Linked DNA regions of Homo sapiens: region 1 is linked to region 2. A link is an interaction called in ENCODE POLR2A ChIA-PET data of the cell type or tissue named here. Cell type or tissue: A673. All regions are shown on one strand.

Evidence for each region. ChIA-PET counts read pairs that join two places held together with the same protein. Peaks named below come from ENCODE experiments on the same cell type or tissue, not always from the same donor. Only the 100,000 strongest peaks of a DNase experiment are listed, where the experiment ranks them.
Region 1: POLR2A ChIA-PET joins it to region 2 with 7 read pairs; 2 of 35 experiments call an interaction of 5 or more read pairs at or near these places.

What each region holds. Positions count from the first base shown.
Region 1 is chr21:22,393,814-22,396,313 of GRCh38, reverse strand. All of the region lies in intron 2 of LOC107985508 (a long non-coding RNA gene), which reads right to left. Among named protein-coding and RNA genes, the nearest start is that of LINC00308, 300 kb to the right of the region's middle. In A673, no CTCF peak of the experiment used is centred here; no DNase peak of the experiment used is centred here.
Region 2 is chr21:22,535,630-22,538,129 of GRCh38, reverse strand. No RefSeq gene overlaps it. Among named protein-coding and RNA genes, the nearest start is that of LINC00308, 440 kb to the right of the region's middle. In A673, no CTCF peak of the experiment used is centred here; a DNase peak (open chromatin) is centred at 1,439.

The DNA of each region.
Region 1 (2,500 bases), 140 kb after region 2:
GATATTTCCTGTCATAGCTGAAGTGTAAATCAGCCTTATGTTCCCTGCCTCCAGACCCTATTTTCCTGCCTCAGTTCTGCAAGTGTGTGTACGCGTGTGTATGTGGGCACGTGGGAGTGTTCATTACCACATAGTCCACTAATACCTAATCCGTGTCCTCCTGATTAAGACTATACTGTTTACAAACGTTCCTATGCTGCCACCTTTGTCCTGTTTGTTTCTACTTGCTTTCATCTATTTACAGTTGATCATTTTAGTTCTATTTTAAATTTTGTAGTTTCTTTCAAGGGATTAGTGAAATTATATATACATTCATGACCATACCTGTAGTAGGCTCCAAAAGAAGTAAACTTAATTTTTTTTCTTTTTTTTAAAATTTTATTATTATTATACTTTAAGTTTTAGGGTACATGTGCACAATGTGCAGGTTTGTTACACATGTATACATGTGCCATGTCGGTGTGCTGCACTCATTAACTCGTCATTTAGCATTAGGTATATCTCCTAATGCTATCCCTCCCCCTTCCCCCCACCCCACAACAGGCCCCAGTGTGTGATATTCCCCTTCCTGTGTCCATGTGCTCTCATTGTTCAATTAAAAAAAAAAGAAAAAAAGAAGTAAACTTAAAAAGAAGTTTGAGTTTCTTTCAATATTGACATATAATACAATAAACACCATAAATGACTTGTATCTCTTATCAACTTTTATTATATCCACTCTCCCAATCTTCTTATTGATTTATTTAGCTATAGAATTATTTTTCAAAAATTTTTATATGCATACTAAAAAATGCCTTACCCTTCTGTATTAAAGGTTAATGATGTTTTCATTAATAATCATATGAAATTACCAATTGTTGTATTTATTGTTTGGAATAAATGTGCAACAAAATTGATTAAAATAAATTGTTGTGTTATAAATATAAAGCCTATAGAGAAAGTAAAACAAACAGTGTGGTTTAAATTATATTCAAAGCCAAAACTAATGTAGATTTTTTTTTTAGTAATTTCATTTTTATATATTCAAAGAGACATGCATTATTTGTTATCTTAATGGCCTCTCTGGAACACTGTGAATCATTGTCTATCCCTATTAAATCTATTTTCACTTAGTGTATTCTCTTACTCTTACAGAAATTGATGGCTAAGATTAAGAACTGAATAACAGCATTTGGTGGATATATTAGATTCAGTGAAGAGAGGTCAAGACTGTTTAATAAGCAATAGAAACAAAGAAAATAAATCCACAATCCAAGGTTAAAGGAAGCTGGGAAGAAACAATATTTGCTTGGTATTAAATGATCAAATGAGGAAAGTTACTGACAACAATAATCTAATCTATTTGCTTACTAATTCATATCATTTTACTCCTAATAAAAATAGTGAAATTATTTCTTAAAACTACATTTTATTTTAGAACAATTTTGGATCTACAGAATTATTGAGAAGACAGTACAGGAAGTTTCTGTATAATCTACCCTTAGTTACCCCTATTAATTTATTATATTACAGTAGTATATTTGTAAAAATGAACCGAGATTCATATATTTTGATTACAGAATATATTTTACTGGGGTTTTCCTGTTTTTTCATAATGTCCGTTTGTTTTTGTTGTTTCAGGATTCCATCCAGAATATGATACTACATTTAGCTATTAGGTCTTCTTAGCTTCCTCTCAGCTGTGACAGTTTCTGAGACTTTCCTTGTTTTGTATGATATTTAAAGTTGCAAGGAGTACTGGTCAGGTATTTTGCAGAACAGCCTTCAATTGGCACTTAGTTAATTTTTTTTCTCATGATTAGACTGAAGTAATGTCTTTTTTGGGAGGTGTAAAGTGCCATTCTTATCACATCATATCAAGCATATGCACCATAAATATTATGTATCACTTTTCATGTTGACCTCAATCTCCTGGTAGAGATAGTGTTTGGCAGGTTTCTCCAATGTTAAGTTACTCTGTTCCTCCTTCCCTACATAGAAGGCATTATATACTGCCCACACTTAAAAAGTGAAGAATCATGTTCCACTTCGATAAGAGCAGAGTATCTACATTTATTATTTGGAATTCGTCTACTCAAATGATTGGTCTATTCTCTTCCATTTATTTATTTATTCCATCATTTACTTATTTTAGTATGGACTCATGGAAAATTATTCTATAATTTGGGTTATAACTAAGTACAATTTTACATATTTCCTGTTATAATTGTTCCATATTTTGTCAATGGGAGTTTTTTTTTTTTATTCCTGGGGCCCTTTGACATACTCCATCACTGTGAGGGTTTTTTTTTTTTTTTTTAATTTTTTGTCACTTTCTGACACTACAAAAACTTGATATCTTGTCTTGTATATTTTCTACCCCAGCCCTAGATTCAGCAATTGTTCCAATGATTCCTCATTCGTTTTATTAGTCAATGGTATTAGAAGTGAAGATCTGTATGCTGGTTGTGCTCATTTCTATGGGAGTGCTGTATATACATATCTATAAATGTTTTTATGT
Region 2 (2,500 bases):
CTTTTGATGTGGGCATTTAGCACTGCCTGAGTTGAGTCCCAGAGATTCTGATATGTTGTACCTTCATTTTCTTTAGTTTCAAAGAATTTCTTGATTTCTGCTTTAATTTCATTCTTTACCCAAATGTCATTGAGAATCAGATAAGTTTTATTTTCATGTAATTGTATGGTTTTGTGAGATCTTCTTAGTATTGATTTTTGTTTTTAATTTAGTTGTGGTCTGAGAGTATGGTTGTTATGATTTCCAGGTTTAAAAAAATTGTTGAGAATTTCTTTGTGGCTGAATGTGTGGTTGATTTTAGCATATGTGCCATGTACAGGTGAGAAAAATTTATATTATCTTGTTGTTGGGTGCAGTGTTCTGTATTTATCTATTAGGTTCATTTGGTCAAGTGTTTAGTTTAGGTACCAAATATCCTTTTTTTTTATTTTCTGCCTTGGTGATCTGTCTAATACTGTCAGTGGTGTGTTTTAAGTCTCCCACTATTACTGCGTAGTTATCTAAATTCCCTAGATATCTAGATCTCTTCCTAGATTTCTAAGAACTTGTTTAATGAATCTAGGTGTCCTAGTGTTGGGTGCACTTATATTTAGTATAGTTAAGTCTTATGGAATTAAATGCTTTATCATTATGTAATGTTCTTCTTTGTCTTTTTTGATAATTGTTGGTTTAAAGTCTATTTTGTTTGAAATAAAAATGGCAGCCCCTCCTTTTTTTGCTGTTTTTTTTTTCATTTGCTTGATAGAATTTTCTCTATCCCTTTACTTTTAGCTGATGTGCGTTCTTGCGTATGATATGGGTATCATGAAGACAGCATATGGTTGGGTTTTGCTTCTTTATCCAACTTTACCCTCTCTGCTTTTAAAAGTGTATGTTTAGCCCATTTATTACTATGTTCAAGGTTACAGTTTATATGTGGGTATTTGATCCTGTCATCACACTGGTAGTTGGTTGTTTTGCAGACTTGTTTGCATAGTGGCTTCATAATGTCAATTGTCTATGTACTTAAGTGCGTTTTGTGGTGGGCAGTAAGGGTCTTTAGTTTTCAACTTTAGCATGCCCCTAAAAACTTCTTACAAAGAAAATCCAATGTAATGAACGTCCTTAGCATTTGTTTGTCTGAAAACAATTTTATTTCTCATTCACTTATAGAGCTTACTTTGGCTAGATATGGAATTCTTGGTAATTTTTTTTTTTTAATTTAAAGATGTTGACTTTTGGGGTTTCTGCTGAAAGGTCTGTAGTTAACCTAATGGGGTTCCATTTGTAAATAACCTGCCCCTACTCTCCAACTGTCTTTAATATATTTTTTTAACATGTTGACCTTGGATAATCTGCTGAGTCATAGTCTTGTAAAAGGTTTGACTTGTGTAGTATCACACTGGGGATCTCTTTAGCAAGGTTGGGGAAATTTTCACAGAGGATATCTTAATATATGTTTTCTAAGTTGCTTGTTCTCTCTCTCCCTCTTTCAATGAGTCATAGGTTTAGATCCTTTGACTCCAGTGAGTTCCTTTGACTCCAATGAGTCATAGGTTTAGTTTCTTTGCATAATCATATATTTCTCAGATGTTTTGTTCATTCTTTTTTCTTTCTTTTTGTCTGACTTAGTTGATTCAAAGAACAGGTCTTTGAATTCTGAGAATCTTTCCTCAGCTTGGTCTGTCTATTCTGCTGCTAATACTTCTGATTGTATTATAAAATTCTTATAGTGGGTTTTTCAGCTCTCAGGTCTATTTTTTTTTCCTTTCTTTCATCAAATGGCTATTTCATCTTTTAGCTCTTGTATCATTTTATGGAATTTCTTACATATCTTGGATTGGGTTTCAACCTTCTCCTGAATTTCGATGATCTTTGTTGTCATCCAGATTCTGAATTCTATGTCTGTCTTTCCAGACATTTCATTCTGGTAAGGAAAGAGTTCTGTGGAGTTAATGTGGTTATTTGGAAGTAAGAAGAAATTCTAGCTTTTAGAGTTGCCAGAGGTCTTACACTGGTTCTTTCTCATCTTTGTGGAATAGTGTTCTTTTAGTGTTTGTAGTTGATGTTCTTTGAATGGGGCTTTTTTATATGTATATATTCATGGATACCCTTGAGGTTTTGACTACAGTATAAGTTGGATTGTGTTGACTGGCTTCACTTCTGGCCAATACTAGGGAGCCAAGGCTCAGCTCAGCACCCATGGATGGCCTGTTCTGACCCTGGGGAGTTGGAACCAGGCCCAAAGCTTTGTTCCCTGGCCCTGTGACATTAAGAATCTGCTGCACTGGAGGGGTCAAGATGTTCTCGATCTGCTGCCAACAACATTCCAATAGGGGGTGCCAGCAAAACAACTTTGTTGGAGCAATGGCAGTGGGGTTCATGCTCACACACATGCAGTGGTAGCAGCAGGGCAGCTGCAGTGAGGTCCACACCCTTGTTCTGACAAAACATTTGGGGGATGCTATGGTCAGTGTTTGCCAGCACAGGCCTGACTGCAGAAGCTCTCTGACAGTTACAC